2 separate regions of the Homo sapiens genome follow, and region 1 is linked to region 2. Evidence: read pairs that join two places in POLR2A ChIA-PET (ENCODE). Cell type or tissue: B cell. All regions are shown on one strand. Links, peaks and the distances in the headings refer to the core of each region. The heading gives the core; the rest is flanking DNA.

Region 1 (9,050 bases), core at 1,706-6,705, 910 kb before region 2:
ACCTAGTTCTTACCTACTATTTTTACAGAGGTAGAAAATCTAAGGCTCAGAAGAGGAAGTAATTTCCCAGTTCTCCTGCATCCATCTCCTGCATACCTTAGTGTCTCATGAAGAAACAGGAAAAAATCAAAACTTGACTTTTTGCCTTAGAAAGGGTGAAGCCAGGTTTGCATCACCAGCCCTAAGCCTAATTGGGAAATCCTAAATTTGTCTGGTAAAAGGAATAAGAAGGGCCCCTTTTCCCAGAGAGAGAAAAAGAGTACAATCCTAGGTCCCTCAGAGAAAATTCAAAGCAAAGATGCTCTCAGTAGTCTGGGAAATTAGAGCCACCATCCTTTGAGGAATGAATGTGACAGCCCAAGGGTGTCTGCCTTCGCCATGAGATGCCTCTTCCTGAGTAAGTGGGCTGGGAGACAGGCCAGGTCCTTGTCACCCTACACACTCAGCCAGAGTCTGAAGAGCACCCATAGGCAAACCTGAGAGGTGCTCCCAGGGGTGGACCTACCTTAGAACCCTAGATAGAGATAGCTTCCAGGGGACATAAGGTAAAAGATTTGGTTTTCCTTAACTCTGGAAAAGATAAGCTCATATCCATCATTTTCTCGTCTGTAGAATATGGCAGAACAGCCAGGAGAATTAAAAGTGATTTCATGTGTGACAGACACTGGCAACAAACAAGCCAAAAGTAGTTTTTTAAGTGGAGGAACTGGAATTTAAACCCAGCTTTGCTAGGTGACCTGGGCTCTTCCCTTGTCTACACATGCCTCATTGCCCATTGTACTACATCATTATTGTATTGCTATAAAGAAATGCCTGAGGCTGGGTAATTTATAAGGAAAAGAGGTTTCATTAGCCCATGGTTCTGCAGGTTGTACAGGAAGCATCGCGTTGGCATCTGCTCAGCTTCTGGGGAGGCCTCATGGAGTTCTACTCATTGCAGAAGGCAAAGGGGAAGCAGTTGTCTCACATGGCAGAATGGGAGCAAGAGAGAGAGGGTGGCTGGTGCCATGCACTTTTGAACAACCAGATCTTGTGTGAACTCACTCATCACTAAGGGGATGGCACAAAGCCATTTGTGAGGGATCCACCCCCATGTTCCAAACACCTCCCACCAGGCCTTACTGGGGATTACACTTCAACACGAGATTCAGGGGGGACATATATCCAAACAATGTCATCCATCTCTTCACATAGAAATTTAAAGGGATGTCTATGGCCATACCACCCTGAACGCACCCGATCTCGTCAGAAATTTAAAGGGATGATCACTCCTCTCTTGCTTCTCTCTCTGTCTTCCTTTCTTCTCCTGATTTACATATTGCTAAATGATGAAATTATACACTACATAATTCCACAGCAACTCTGCAGCTCAAAAAAAAAAATGGGAATGGAGTAATTAGGCAGAAAGGATTCTCAATTAGGCAGTGGATTCTGTTTCTAAAGCAGTAAATGGAGAAGAGATATTTTTTTAACTGTCTCTTGAATATATTGCCAGGAAGAGATTGCTGCCTAGGAGAGCAGCAGCATAGCTCAGAACTGGAACCTTCTGCACAGGCCTTGAAGCAGTGTTTGGCAAGTAAGTTTTCTGCTCAATTCTAGATGTCAGGGCTCAGAACACAATACCCCAAAGTATGGCATTATGGTGTGCTGAGTATTTTGAACTGAAGGGGATTGGAAGCAAGGTCTTTCTGATCTTCTCCCATCTTCTTGTATGCTGCCTTTTTTTTGTCCACCCAAAGTGATGCATAGAGATCAGAATTCTTCTCATCCAGGATGGGTTACAGAAACTAAAACTCCTCTTCCCCAACACACCCGTAAAACCTAAAAAGCTCACACTCTGAGCTTCTCCCTTCTCCCTTAAAGACTGTCATGCATAAGGTACCGTGTGCTATGCAAGAGAAAAGGACAGCCACACAGATCAAGAAGAATCTGAATAGGTGCTGGGTTTCTCCCCCGAGTCTATTATCATTAGATCATACCCTTTTGTCCCATCACATTTCTACATGGCTGTCTAATCTTCATTAAATCTAAGCATAAAAATAGTTTTCCCTGGGTCTTTAGGCTTTCATTTCTGAAGGTTCCCATGTCACATAAAACATTGATTAAATAAATTTGTTATGTTTCTTCTCTTGTTAACCTGTCTTTTGTTATAGGAGTGACAGCTGTGACTCTTACAGAAGGGGAGAAAAGGGTAACACCTTTTTGACACTACATAGACCTTCAGATTTTGGGGGTAACTTCACATTTTAGGACTCTGGCAAGGCGAATGGTCAAGACTACTTGCTTTAATCCGAGATGTCTTCTTTAGTTTTCTGTTTTAAGGTTAGCCCAGGTTGAACATCCCTAATCCAAAAATCCAAAATCTGAAATGCTCGAAAATCCAAAACTTTTTGAGAGCTGACATAATGCCACAAGTGAGAAATTCCACACCTGAACTCATGTGATGGGGCTCAGTCAAAAAGCAGTCAAAACTTTGTTTAATGTACAACACTAAATATACATACACATACACACACACACACACACACACACACACACATAAATTACCTTCAGGCTATGTGTATAAGTTGTATATAAAACATAACTGAATTTTGTGTTTAGACTTAGGTCCTATCCCCCATGATATCTTATTGCCTATATGAAACATTTCAAAACCCCAAGATATTTCAAAATCTGAGATACTTCTGGTCCCAAGCATTTCAGATAAGAAATACTCAACCTGTATTGATTTTTGACTGAACTCATTGAGAGTCCCATGTTTCAGAAAGCTCTGTTTTAGACAGGGCTGCTGATTGCAATATTAAGAGTTTTCTCTTCTGAAGATGGATAATCTTACAAGCTTCTGAATAAGAACAAGTTTCCTTTCATCCATTTACTTTATTTTTTATTTATTTACTTTTTTATGCTGGCTGCAAATATTTTCTCTGCCAGGAGAAATAGGTAGAATTATTCGAGAGAAAGCTGCTCCTTTGTTTGAAAAACACATTTATCAGCATTTTGGTTATTATGCAAGGGCTGGGTCCAGGATCATACTGGAAGAGTGAGCTAAATCAATGAAGAGATGCATTCCTTTGCGTAATAACACACAGTGCTCTCTTCCTTAGGCAGAGATTTCTAGAATATGTGCATATGAAGAGACTCCTACTTCCCCTTGAAGGTTGAAAGGATAAGTGCTTTGGTGATAAGATTAGATAAGGAACTCTGTTTAGAAAGAGTAGACTATGGGAAAGAGGCCAAAGGCAAGGGAATCTCTTGAATATTAGATGGCCACAGACTACATCACTATGGCTGATTTGCAGTTTTAAGATGTTTCCTATTCTGTGTCCCTTCCATCAACCAAATCTTAAATAAAAACTGCTACACAACAGCTTTGTGTCACTGAAGCAAGAGAGAGTGAACAGGTCAGAGGTGGAGTGCTGATTCCATGATCCTAATAAAAAGGTGTGAAAAGATGACATTTGTTAGAACAGTTGACAAGGAAGCCAATGGTGACTGGTGAGAAGCTGAAGAAGGAGCTTGGAGAGTGAAATGTCAATTGGCAAGAAGAGGTAATCTTTCCCTAAAATCCTCCAAAGTATTGGATTTCTTGTGGTATGAAGGGCTAGAGGCTTGATATTTAATTTGTATGTAAAGGTGAAAGTGACAATTTAGAAGACTGAGGACACAGGGCTGAGGACACAAGTAAAGATTGTCTGGCTCAGTTTCAGTCCTGGTTAAAGTTCACAGCACCTGAAAGGTATTAAGTGCAGGAGGCTTTCCAGGCTCCTTTGTTCTGGGAAGCAGCAGAAAATGATGGAAGGTACCTGGGCTTTCCAGGGCTGGTCCTAAATTCCTGACCTGTCACCTCTAAGCTGGGTGGCCTTGCTGAATTCCACCTGTCTGAGCCTTAGTTGGCTAATGAACATTGAGTAATTCCAAACCCATAGGATACTAATAGGATGATGGGAGGTAACGGTTTAAACTGTCTAGCATACTGTAGGGAGTAAATGAAAGATTCAGTTTCTTCTCTAAGAGGAAATGTTCACATTGTTCAAATCAAAGAAGAGTTGTCATGGGGGAAGTGGGCAGATTTGTTGAACTGACTTCTGTGTGGTGTCAGAGGATGTAACTAGAATTAGTGGGTGGAAATCACAAGTCAATTATAGCTCAGCCAAAAAAAAAATACAGAGCTGTTCAATTGTAGAGCTCAACAGGATGTAAGTTTCCTGTCACTGGAGATAATCAAGCAATGGCTCAGCACCTATTTGGAGGAGATGCTTTAGAGGGGATTTCAACTATCAGTAAAAGTTGAACAGTTTCAACTCTTCAGTCATTTCCAAAGCTGAAATTCCACAATTCTGAGTGTGGTCACTTCCCTTTTGTGGCATGAGTGAAAGACCAACAGTTACTAGTCCTTTTGCAAAGGCTTGTCTCTGCCCAAGGAGAGTGAGCCCAGATGTACTAACTTTTAAAATCCTGACCTTCCTCCTTCAGCATTACTGCTATATATTGCATTAACAGAAATAGCATTGCAATCTCTCCCTAGGCCATGTGTTCTGGGAGATTGTTAGAAAGATTCCCGGCGAAGTTTAGATTGAAGACAAAGATGGGGCCTCATGGACCCCTGCATCTTTTCATGCAAAATAAAATTTGAAAGATCCCTATGATTATTTGCAATGGGGTACTGGCTTTGCCAGTGTTGCTTGTTTGCTTTTCGTTTTTGTTTTGTTTTGAGACAAGGTCTTGCTCTGTTGCCCAGGCTGTAGTGCAGAGGTACGATCACAGCTCACTACAGCCTCGATCCCCCGCAACGTCCCCCCACTGCCTGCTCCCCAGGCTCAAGTGATCTTCCTGCCTCAGCCTCTCTAGTAGCTTGGACTACAGGTGTGCACCACCACATCTGGCTAATTTTTTAATTTTGTTCTGTAGAGATGAGGTCTCACTGTGTTGGCCAGCTGGTCTCAAACTCCTAGGCTCAAGTGACCCTTCCATCTCAGCCTTTCAAAATGTTAAGATTAAACAACTGCATAAGAAAGTTGACAAAGAACACAAACAGACACTTTTCAAAAGAAGACATACATGTGGCCAGCAGTAATTTAAAGAAAAGCTCAATATCACTGATCATCAGAGAAATGCAAATCCAAATCATAGTGAGATACCATCTCACACCAGTCAGAATGGCTATTATTAAAAAGTGAAAAAAACAGATGTCAGCAAGGTTGTGGAGAAAAAGGAACACTTATACACTGCTGGTGGGAGTGTAAATTAGTTTAGCCATTGTGGAAGGCAATATAGCTATTCCTCAAATACCTAAAGACAGAAATACCATTTGACCCAGCAATCCCATCACTGGGTATATACCCAAAGGAATATAAATTATTTTATTATAAGGACACATGCATGCATATATTCATTGCAGCACTGTTAACAATAGCAAGGACATGGAATCAACCTAAATGCCCATCAATGATAGACTGGATAAAGAAAACCTGGTACATATACTTCATGGAATATTATGCAGCCATGAAAAGAACAAAATTATGTCCTTTGCAGGGACATGGAAGGAGCTGGAGGCCATTATCTTTAGCAAACTAACACAGGAACAGAAAACCAAATACCACATGTTCTCACTTATAAGTGGGAACTAAATGATGAGAACACATGGACACATAGAGGGACATAATAACACACATTGGGAACTTTTGAAGGGTGGAGGGTGGGAAGAGGAAGAGTATCAGGAAAAATAACTAATGGGTACTAGGCTTAATACCTGGTTGATGAAATAATCTATACAACAAACCTCCATGACACAAATTTACCTGTGTAACAAACCTGTACTTGTACCTCTGAACTTAAAGTTAAAAAAAGAAAAACAAGAAACAACACAACAAAGTGTTAGAATTACAGGCATGAGCCACTGTGCCTGGCCACCAATGTCTTAATCTTGGTTTTCCCCCAGAAGATAAGACGTTTCTTGGGTGTGAGCCCCAATAGGAGGGTCACTATTTATTATTCCAAATTCTGCATGCTCTGAGCTGGACTATGCCTTTGTCACATGGCTAGTGAAATCTGCCAAATGGGTAATGGGTAAGCACCACAAAGCTAAATGAATTTGATGCCAGACTTGTATGAGTGAAACAGAAAGTTTAACCAACTCTTTGAGGTTGACACATCTTCATATTTGCAGGGAAAGCAGAGCTATGAGTTTCTTGGCAAGATTCAGTCAGATTGAAATCATTCTAAGCACATGATATGAGAACTATTGACAGGAATTCACATGGATACTTACACAGCCATTATTTCCTAATTCTATTACCTAAAAATGTTTAATGCTCCTATGTTATAGTTGGTTACATGACTTTCCCAGGAAGGGATCGTGGAATCTACATGTAAAAACCAAGAGTATCAGAGATCATCTAGGTTTTACATGAAAAGATGTAGTCCAACTGGTTTAGAGAAATTAACAATGGAACTTATTTTATAAAGTCTTATGTGAAGTAACCCTCTGAGTAACATAAGTAAATGTGGAGCTGCTCTGCTGCATGTGAGTGGAAGACTAGACACTTGCAGTTGAGGAACCTAAGACAACCCAATACAGAAGTGACTCATTTAGGGTCATACAATGACAGACTGAAACCGAGGCCTTTTCTTACTTAGCAAGGAAAACATGAAGAAGCTGACAAAAATGAAAAATGAGAGGAAATGCCTAATCTTCAGACTCTCTGGAAACACTGCTCTCCAACTCTGAGAATGCATCACACGCTTCATGATTATGGTCCCCAGCTCTAGGACATCTGCTTTAGGACAAAGTGCAAGGAAATTGAGCTTTAATTGTCAGCTTTGAAATGGTGACTTAGTCAGACTGATAAGAACAGGACAAGGGAAGAACCCTTCTCATAGGAAAGAAAGCAGCAAATTTCCATAATACCAACGACAATCAACAAATATCCTAGCCTGTTCTCTAACTGTGGTCACAATGCCTTGCATTTGCATTGTTCTATAGTTTCCAAAGAACTTTTTACGTACACAGTTTAGTTTAATCTTTACAACTATCTTCATTTTGCAGGAGAAGAAACTGAGGCTTGGAGAAGCTAAGAATGTGGCTGTGCCCAATTAGTTCTTGTTTGATAATTAATTTAGGTGTTATGTAGTAAACAGAAAGAAAGATGTTAGAAATATTTTTTTGTTTGTTTTGAGAAAGGCTGTCACTCTGTCACCCAGGCTATAGTGCAGTGGAGGGACCATGGCTTACTGCAGCCTCAAACTCCTGTGCCCAAGCAATCCTCCTGCCTCAGCCTCCCAAGTAGCTGAGGCTACAGATACATGCCACCACACCCAGCTAATATTCTTATTTTTTGTAGAGATGGGGTCACGCTGTGTTGCCCAGGCTTGTCTTGAACTCTTGACCTCAAGTGACCCTCCTGCCTCAGCCTCCCAAAGTGCTAGGATTACAGGCATGAACCACCATGTCCAGCCTAGAAATCTTTCTACATATATCCAGGGATTTCTCTGGACACATTGGAGGAATGAACTGGCATATAAACCTTCCCAGTATATGAGAGATATTACCTTGACATATTTAGTAAGATTTCTATCTTCCCTTCTATCTCCCACATATCACTCAAAACAGTTATCAAGCCAAAACCACCATAAAAATGTACGCTATATATGATAATATATTAAATATTATATAATATATCTATATTAGAGATGTATATAAATATAAATTAATGTGAAAATATGTACATGTATGAAAATATTAATGTAAAAAAGTATGAAAATTTTACAGTTCAGATAAAAAAGTTCTTTTTTTCCAATTTTATTTTGGATTCAGAGGGTATATGTGCAGGTTTGTTACATGGATATATTTTGTGATGGTGGGGTTTGGCTTACAGATGATCCCATCGCCCAGGTCATCAGCATAATACCCAATAGGTTTTTCAGCCCATGCCCCTCTCCCTCCCTACCTGTTTAGTAGTCCACAGTGCCTATTGTTCCCATCTTTATGTCCATGTGTACTCAATATTCAGCTCCTGCTTATAAATGAGAATACGTGCTATTTGGTTTTCTGTTTATGCATTAATTTGCTTACATAATGGCTTCCAGCTGCATCGACATTGCTGCAGAGGACATGATTTCATTCTTTTTCATGGCTGCATAGTATTCCATGCTATATAGGTATCACATTTTCTTTATCCAATCCACTGTTGATGGGCACCTAATGCAAATCAAGACCACAATGAGATACCATCTCACACTAGTCAGAATGGTAAATAGTTCTCAAATGAAAATAATGTCTTACAGTTTCAGACAAAATAATCAACATATTTATGGTGTTTATGTGTCAGTATTAGAAATTTTTATAATATTCCATAACATTTGGTGACTATTATATGCTAGGTACTATACTAAAGATTTTGTAAATATTAATAATAATTATAACAACAAATCCCATGTTTTCTATATACCAGTTGATATGGTTTGGATCTGTGTCCCCACGCAAATCTCATGTTCAATTCTCATCCCCAATTTTGGAGGTGGGGCCTGGTGGGAGGTGATTGGGTTACGGGGATGGATCCTTCAAGAATGGCTAGCATCATCCCTTTGGTGCTGTTCTAATGATGACAGAGTTCTCATGAGATCTGGTTATTTTAAAGTGTGCAGCACCTCCCCCCCCTCTCTCCCTCCTGCCCCCACCATGTGAGACACCTGCTTTCCCTTCACCTTCCTACCATGACTGTAAGTTTCCTGAGGCCTCCTCAGAAGCAGAAGACACTATGCTTCCTGCCTAACATGCAGAACCGTGAGCCAATTGAACCTCTTTTCTTTACAAATTACTCAGTCTCAGGAATTTCTTTATAGCAGTGCAAGAACAGACTAATACACCAGTTTAGCCTGGCAGTAAATGTGGGGCTATGATTTTAGTCCCTAAACAATCTTGTACACCTACAATCCCCATAAAGTCCTTTACAACTAGTTCTGAGAAGCCTGAGGTGACTTACGTGTGCATCATTTGGGATATTTCATTTCGTTCTTACGAGTTCTTTCTTTTGACTCTGGACTGAGGCAAA
Region 2 (9,050 bases), core at 1,965-6,964:
ACTCTGTCTCAAAAACAAAGCAAAACAAACAAACAAACAAAAAAACAGTGGTATTGTGGGAAGTCAGGGACCCCAAACGGAGGGACTGGCTGGAGCCATGGCAGAAGAACATAAATTGTGAAGACTTCATGGACATTTACTAGTTCCCAAATAATACTTTCGTAATTTCTTATGCCTGTCTTACTTTAATCTCTTAACCCTGTTATCTTCGTAAGCTGAGGATGTACATCACCTCAGGATCGCTATGATGATTGTGTTAACTGTACAAATTGATTGTAAAACATGTGTGTTTGAACACTGTGAAATCAGTGCACCTTGAAAAAGAACAGAATAACGGCGATTTTTAGGGAACAAGGGAAGACAACCATAAGGTCTGACTATCTGCAGGGTCGGGCAAAAAAAGCCATATTTTTCTTCTTGCAGAGAGCCTATAAATGGATGTGCAAGTAGGGAAGATATCGCTAAATTCTTTTCCTAGCAAGGAATATTGATATTAATACTCTGTGAAAAGAATTGTGTTCCTGATGGGGTGGAGATCTATAAACGGCCGCTCTGGGAATGTCTGTCCTACGCAGCTGAGATAAGGACTGAGATATGCCCTGGTCTCCTGCAGTACCCTCAGGCTTACTAGGGTGGGGAAAACCCCATCCCAGTAAATTTGAAGTCAGACCGGTTCTCTGTTCTCGAACCCTGTTTTCTGTTGTTAAGATGTTTATCAAGACAATACGTGCACCGCTGACCATAGACCCTTATCAGTAATTCTGCTTTTGCCCTTTGCCTTGTGATCTTTGCTTTTGTCCTTTGCCTTGTGATCTTTGCTCTCCTTTTTGCCCTTTGAAGCATGTGATCTTTGTGAGCTACTCCCTGTTTGTACACCCCCTCCCGTTTTGAAATCCTTAATAAAACTTGCTGGTTTTGTGGCTCAGGTGGGCATCAAGGTCCTACCGATATGTGATGTCACCCCCCGTGGCCCAGCTGTAAAATTCCTCTCTTTGTACTCTTTCTCTTTATTTCTCAGACTGGCTGACACTTACGGAAAATAGAAAGAACCTACGTTGAAATGTCAGGAGTGGGTTCCCCCAATACAGTGGCACATTTATTCATCGAATACTACTCAACAATGAGAAGGTACCAACTATTGATACACACACACCCTGGATGAATCTTCTGATAGGAATTATCCGGTTTTGACACAGCCAATTTCAAAGGGTTACATATGGTATGATTCCACTTATATTACATTCTTGAATTGACAACATTATACAAACAGAACAGAATAGTGGTTGCCACAGTTAAGGAAAGGGTTGGGGCAGAAGAGAAGTAGGTGGGCCTGTAAAAAGACAATGTAAAGGATCCTTAGGGGATGGAAAGATTCAGTATCTTGACTATATGAACATCAACATATTGATTATAATATTACACTATAGATTTGCAAGATGTTAACATAGGGAGAAACTGAGTAAATGTACAAAGGATTTCTCTGTATTATTTCTTACAAGTACATATGAATCTACAATTACCTCAAAATAAAAAGTTTAATTAATAAAAGTTCAGAGGAGATCAAACTAGGATGGTGATTCCAGGAGTGGTGGAGCTTCAGAGGAGGGTGGTGTTGGAGAAAAACACAAATGAGAGAAATAATTTGAAGAGCTACTTTAGTGGTCCTTACTCCCCCACCATAATCATGGTATCTTGGGTTGACTGAGATTGTGTGTATGCCTCTGGATAAGGGCAATTCTTGTTTGCTCAGTTACTTGGTACAAAGGATGGCGAGGGACTTCTCCACCTTGCGTCCCTTGTTGCCTTGGAGCACTGTCCTGTTCTGATCTATTAGTAACTTTTGGAGGCAAATCAAAGAGCCATTGATAGAAGGCTTTGAGGGGCTAAACTGCCCTCTCACTGGTCCTAGTATCAAAGTTTGGAGACGTTACATAAAGAAATTTTCTAAAATTCTCCAAGATAGTGAGGAGGTGGTGGTGGAAGGGTAGTGGGGATGTACTGAATGAATATGAGCTTGCCCATTGAGCCCATAGAATAAAAAGAAGAAGAAAAAGTAGGGGAACACTGGCTTCCAGAGGGAAGGCAAGATCATGCTTTTCCCTCCTTCACACCCATGTCCTTGCCACAGCCACACTCCCCTTCAAAGATGAGTCAGGGCTGTCAAAGGCAAGAGTATTATGGACTCCTGATTTGGGGGGTGAGTTTTCACAGGGCTGAGCTAACAGCTTGAATGTTCACCCTTCTCCCTCCTTCTCCTGGGGCTTCTCTCCCTGTTGCTTGGAAGCGGACTGTGCTTGGAAGGTGGCTGTCCCTGGGAAGGCCTGGGGGCTGGGGCATCAGGAGGGTTTTGTTCTGTTTCCTCCTGTAGCCCAGGCAAGAGAAGACTTGATGAGTTCTTGTGGCCCAGCTAGACAGGAGCCTGACTGAGGTCTAGGGTGTGGGCCCAAGCTTGTGGTGATGAGGTGCTCCTCTGCCTGCTCCTGCCCTGCATGGCTCCTGGAGAAGCACCCATGGCAGCTGGCTTGAGGGCTTGTATCCTGGATCTGGAATTTCCAAAACTGAGAGAGAAAGCATGAGAACAAGAAAGAGCAAGCAAGGGAAGTGTGGTGGAGAGAGAGAGACAGACTATGTGCCTTGGCTTATGCCTGTAATCCCAGCCCTTTGGGAGGCTGAGGCGGGTGAATCACTTGAGCTCAGGAGTTTGAAACCAGCTTGAGCAATATAGTGAAACCCTGTCTCTACTAAAAATTAAAAAAAAAAAAAAAAGAATTAAGCCAGGTGTGGTGGCATGTGCCTGTAGGCCCTGCTACTTGGGAGGCTGGGGTGGCAGGATCGCTTGAGTCCAAAAGGTTGAGGCTACAGTGAGCTGAGATCATGTGTCTGCACTCCAGCCCAAGTGGCAGACCGAGACTCTGTCTCAAAAAATAAAAGAAAAAAATAAAGATACAGAGAGACAAAGAGCAAATGAACAGAATATAACCACTTCATTTCTTTCTTCCTTTCTTTCCATATACCCCTTACGTTTTTATCCTGTCTTCCTCACCATCTTAACCTCCCCTTACATGATTTGGTTGTTTGCATTTTGGCCTTGTCTTGTTTTTATTTTAGCTTTGTCTTTTAGTGCTTGTATTGGTTTTTAGTAAATGACAGAAAATTCTCTAAGTCAACCCCGGGTCTTTACAGTGGGCTACGTGCTCTAATCCCCAGTCTCCACTCCCTGCATCTTTAGCCTCTCCCTGTCTCTCCCTCCAGTCCAGCCACACTTGACTGCTTACTGTTCCTTGGACATGCTAGGAGGAACCACCTCAGGGCCTTGCATTTGCTGTTTCATTTGCTGACTGCCTGCCCCACGCACCACCCTGCAAATTGCCACATGGCTGGCTAGTTCCCGTTCCAGGTCTTGCCTTAAATGTCATGTTTTCAGTGAGGTAGTCCCTGAGCATCCTATGTGAAATTGCATCACCCCTTCAACGCTCCTTACCCTCTTCTTGGTCTGCTTTATTCTCCAAAGCACGTGTAACTCTCTGACATACTCTGAATTTTACTCTTTTATCTTACTCATTGTCTGAGTTCTTCAATTAGAGTGTGACCGCTACAGGGGCGGGGCTTTTTGTCTGTTTTGTTCACTACCAAATGTGTCTATAACAGACCCTGGCGTATAGTAAGCAGTCGGGAAATACCTGATAAATAAATGAATGGAATAAGGGAATGGATAAAATTCTTACTGGTGCTAGACAAGATATAGTTTACATACGATACATCTCTAATAGTGTAAATTAAGTATATTAAATATTCTGTCAATTAATGTAATATTATTAAATATATTTAATAGTAATATTTAAACATTTCTTAAAAGTATATGACTTTGAAAAGAATACTGGACTGAAATTTAAAGAGTTGGGGTCAGTTCCGGAATCTTCAAAACAGATTCAACAGGGAAGAAGCATTTAATTTCCCTGCCTCGGTATCTACACTTGTGAAATGAGTATGATACTCTCTGTGTACCTCACGGGATTATCATGAGAATCAAATAACATATTGAATGTGGAAGTGTAAAAATGCAAAGGTAAATCACACGTATCCTCAAATCTCTGCCATGATAGAACGGTGGTATTAATGGTTAGTTATCATGTAATGAAGGAATTCAGAAAGTGCTCTTACTTATCCTCGTGGTGATAGCGACACACAGTATGACAAGAGCGCCGACTACTCTGTGGGACTTAATTGTCATGAGGTACCGTGCGGTTCTCTGAGAAACTTATCCTATGAAACCTGAGTGTCATTCGGGAGCTTATCAGCAGTGCTTCTTGAGGGGAAAGGAGAGCAGAGCAGCAGAGCCTGGCGATGTCATGGAATATTCCTTCCTTTCTTCCATTCCCCGAGCTCTGTGCTGTTGCATTTCTGGCTGCGTATTATTGACAGAGGAAATGCTGATTCATGGGTCTGAGTTATAGGAAACCTTGTTTCCTGGTGGAGAAACAAGCCCGGTGGTGCTGCCAGCATCCTCCTCTGCCAGTTTCTGCCACATGGCCCTGCTTCTGGGCCTGCACCCAGGCGGGCTGTGAAGCAGTAAGGCCAACTCAAGCGCGACCAATGAGGTCACTTTCCCTGGTGAACTGAACTAAGCTGAGACTCCTCTAGGGCCTCTGGAGGCTCTTCAGCTCTGATCTCACGATACCTTTCCAGCCCATCTCCAGCTGCTCCCTCTGGCTCCCCATGCTGCTGTCATACATGGCTACTCCCAGTTCTTTGTGAACACCTTGTATTTTCCAGTCTCTATGCCCTGGCTCATGGTGTTCCCTGCCTGGAATGGCCCCTGACCAAGTGTCGGCTCATTGAAATCCTACCCATGCTTCAACTCTGCTAAATTGCTTCTCGCTATGTGAAGCCTGCTAGATTTCCTTGTATTTTTTCCTTTCTTCCTTTCTTGCTTTTTTTTTTTGTAGGGGATTTTCAAATATACACATAAATAGACAGAATTATCTGATGAACTTCCATGTACCCTCGCCCAGCTTCAACAATTCTGATTCTTCTTGAACAGCACTTGTTCTTTCCTTCTTTGAGCTTCCTCAGCAGCTCTCATGTTCTGTGCATAACCCATAATTGCTGAATTGAGTGGGAAGAAGGTGACTCTGTGGATTTAGGGCGCTCCTTTTAGCCACCCCCCACAATAAGGAAACTGAGGCCCAGAGAAGTGAAGTGAGTTGCCCGATGTTATAAGACAGGTGGTGGCAAATTGAGATCAGATTCTTTTGAAGGGCCTCACAATCTAATTAGAAAGCATGGATAACATACTTATAACATGTATATGTTAGCAGATCTCAAGTACTACAGGGGCTCAAGTTATTAGTAAGTGTGTGTTGAATGAATAAATTAAACTTCCATTCAATTGATTAATGAGATGACCTCTTAAGCTTGGCACTGAGTAGTCCACTGGTCCTCTCCATTCTATCATCTGACATCAACATGCTGAAGGAGATTCCTGACTTCTGTGGAGAAAAATCCTATACAATTATAATGGCCAGTATGAGTTAGTGAGAAGTTTAAACTGGTAAATATTCAAAAATAAATTTTGTTTTCTTACTACATGGAGTAGAGAGTAGGCATTTTGTATCTGAAGAACCTAAATACTCAGAGTTAATTCTTACTGGAAAGGTAAGAATATAAATTAAGGGAGTCTGAAGTTCTGTGGCTTGAAGCACTTGTACATTTGATGACTTGGGAAAAAGACATAAAAAGTATGGCAAGATAAAGCAAGACATAAAAAGCCAGTCCTGGGATAATGGCAATTTTTCATCTTGATCCAGACCTATCTCAAACCTGGATCTTAGAAGTACGGCAAGGGGTCATTTGGATGTCCAGCCTGAGGTGCCCTGACTTTACTCTGTAGCCATGGGAACACAGATCCGGTCATCAGGCAAGCACCAAAGCTGTTGCCAGTGGGACAGGGTGGTGGATAGAAAATGTGTGTGACTTTTCTTCATAAAAGTGAGTTAAGACACAATTTGAGATTCTTTTTTTTTTTTTTTTTTTTTTTTTGAGACAGAGTCTCGCTCTGTCGCCCAGGCTGGAGTGCAGTGGCGCAATCTCAGCTCATTGCAAGCTCCGCCTCTTGGGTTCACGCCATTCTTCTGCCTCAGCCTCCCCAGTAGCTGGGACTACAGGTGCCCGCCACCATGCCCGGCTAATTTTTTGTATTTTTAGTAGAGAAGGGGTTTCACCGTGTTAGCCAGGCTGTTCTCAATCTCCTGACCTCGTGATCGGCCCAAAAAAGATGGCCTGAATCAGAGTCTTTCTGCAGGTTATGCAGAAGCAGCGCGTAATCACTGTATGCCTTGGCAGGTGTCGCACCCAGGCATCCACCAGGCATTCTGACAGCTCTGTCCCATGAGCTCATCTGAAGGATGGTGGTGGTCACCTCAATGCCTAGGTCACAGGGTGGTTCTGAGGTTCACCAAAGTAAAGGATGAGAGAATGATTTGTAACCTGCGAAGTGCCTCGTTAAGGTCCTGACAGCTTCATATCTGCTGTTCTTATTAGGGATAGCTAGTGGTACCTGCCAACATCAGAGACATTGCCCTGAAGGCGAGAGAGGATACAAAGAGGAGTTCTTAGAACTAGGGGTTGCATTTCCCATTTTAGTGTGGGCCAGAGACCCGGGTAAGGAGAGCACTGGGGACATTCCTGGAACTTTTGTCCCTTCCCTACACTCATCACTTTCTGTTGGTATCCCTGTGCAGATGATCATAAAATGTATCAAAATAAAACTTGCCCTAGGTGCCAGTTTTAGGGGCAGCAAGTTGAAGGGTGGGTACTTGCGAGGACATGGGGTGGTGAGAAGTGTTTTGCATTCTGTAGGCAGCCTGCAATTATGAAGAGAGAAAAATGGGTAGAATTTTAAACTTTGTGGGGGAAAAAGAGGATTTTAGGAGTACAGGGCAGAAGGATGGAATGTGCCCCTGAATTGGGCTGGTGGGGAGTCCTTTCATGTACAGGAAGGAATAAAATACTGCTAAAAGGAGATTTATGACATTCACTACAGTCAGATAGGATAGTAGATGACAGTTTGCTCTCTAAAATCCGTAAGGACACATTTCCTCCTAGGGAAAAGTATCCTTCCTCCCACCGCACCTGGCACAGGCATACACATCTATTTATTTCCTTAATAAAGTATTTCTTCAAGGAGATTAGATAGGTAAGTGCGTCCTAGCACTAAGTAACCATTACTCATCCCAAATGTGGTCTTCAGTACAATAAACCTTAATTAAACACCATAAAGGGACAGGATACTTGTTCAGGCCTCTAGGGGACACAAATTGGAACAGAACTTGAGCCCTCAACATGTCTATAGCTTAGCAAACTCATGTGGCTCAGAGCCTTCACAACAAAGCAGGAAAGGCAAGGCCTCCCTTTTCACCTACAAAGGATTCATCTTCTTCTATACCCTCTTTGTTACAGGACAGTAATGCTTCCAAGCTAGAGGCATTCAAGGAGTGGCCCAGAGAACATGTCATTCAGGGCCTGGAAGATTTCCATCAGCATTCAGGTAAAGGCCTTGGCCCCTGGAGCCTGTCTCACCAGGAGGGAGCCCGGCAGGAAAAAAACAGTTGGGTTGTACTGAGCTGATCTCATTAGTGCTAGGGTTAATCCTGAGGTTAATGTATATTCGTTAGATTTTTTTTGTTTGTTTCCTGGTGAAATATTTCCATCCCTAAGCTGAGTTACTCTGTAAACTTCGGCATGGATTTAGCTGCATTCTCACTGAAATGCAGTGCCAGTCAGTGTACAAAAAAAAGCCCTAAGATCTTCCTTTAAAAGGGCTATATTTGAGTGTTCAGGTCAGATAATAAGGCCCAGAGAAGGTACAGAAGAAATGAAGAGTCTGCACTTATGTGCCTGTAAATGTTTAACAAATGGCTCTGTGGGGTGAAGGGGAAGCCCTGTTTGTAGTATTTGCTGATTTCTGCTGTGTAAATACTCCCACTGTGCCTGATTTCAAGCTACCAATACGATGCTCACTGAATGTGGAGCTAGGAAGAGATGCCAGGGTCAGCTCTTGTGAGCTGGTACCTGTTGGCTCCCGTACACCGCTAGCCAGCAGTCAGAACAGACACAACGAGAACACACTTGGAGGAGAGGAGGAGTTGGAACTCAGATGAGGAGGTTAGGTAGGTGTGATGGTGAATGTGGGAGTGTCAGCAGCACACGAAGATAAGCAAGAGGTGGACAGGCTGAGCGGCAGCCAGCATCAAGCCAGCCATAATAAATGGTCATCCTAAGAAAGACAGCTACTATTCACTGAGCAATGCTATGTGTCAAGAATTCAGTCTGCTTTGTGATGTATTCTCACAGTATCTCTGCAAGGGTAATTTTATTCCTATTTAACAAATGAGGAAATTGAGGCCTAGAGAGATAAAGCAACTAGTCATGTAAGAAGTGGTTAGGTAAGAGTGCAAACCTGCTGTTTGTTTCCACTCTACCATCAAGCTAGGGGGAGGCTGGGAATAAGTCCTGTTCCTAGACAGGCAGGCTATGGAGCTGTTGGTGGTAGACTTTAATTCCAACAGTTTTGTAGGAATGAGGACCCTGGGTGGATTATGAAATCAGAGATAAGATGAGTCACTGGACCCAGGGTGCAAGGTCAGAAAGGGACAAACTTGATGCTGGGTCACCTGACTGCTAAATGTCCTCTCACTGAAGACAATAAAAGCCCTCAATCCTGGAGTGGAGCAGAGAATTAAGTTGAGAACTCTTGCAGTGTCAACCACGCAAGGTATCAGTGACCAAGTCCTTGTGGATGCAGTTGGGACTTCTGAGGAAATACCCTATATAGGATAACTATGGATATCTATGTTTTATATCAATAGGGGTCTACAGTCCTACAGAGCTGTAATACAGCCTACGGAAACGAGTTTGAAAATGGAAAACTATGCTGAATAAACTGCTTATGACCCAACATCATTCCAAAGCAGAGTTGAGACTATGGTATAGCCGTGCACAGTGTAAGGCATGAAGGTTGGACGAGGATCCAGGTGAGTTAGGTAATGGAA

The links. ChIA-PET counts read pairs that join two places held together with the same protein. Peaks named below come from ENCODE experiments on the same cell type or tissue, not always from the same donor. Only the 100,000 strongest peaks of a DNase experiment are listed, where the experiment ranks them.
Region 1: POLR2A ChIA-PET joins it to region 2 with 7 read pairs; 1 of 35 experiments calls an interaction of 5 or more read pairs at or near these places.

What each region holds. Positions count from the first base shown.
Region 1 is chr3:188,912,359-188,921,408 of GRCh38, reverse strand. No RefSeq gene overlaps it. Among named protein-coding and RNA genes, the nearest start is that of TPRG1-AS1, 31 kb to the left of the region's middle. RefSeq lists a silencer at 6,635-6,929. In B cell, for the core only: no CTCF peak of the experiment used is centred there; a DNase peak (open chromatin) is centred at 4,148; H3K4me3 peaks cover 382 bases; H3K27ac peaks cover 666 bases.
Region 2 is chr3:188,002,397-188,011,446 of GRCh38, reverse strand. It overlaps LOC107986166 (a long non-coding RNA gene), which reads left to right. Exons shown (of 5, transcript XR_001741061.2): 3 at 7,459-7,546; 4 at 8,868-9,032. Among named protein-coding and RNA genes, the nearest start is that of LINC01991, 31 kb to the right of the region's middle. In B cell, for the core only: no CTCF peak of the experiment used is centred there; a DNase peak (open chromatin) is centred at 4,596.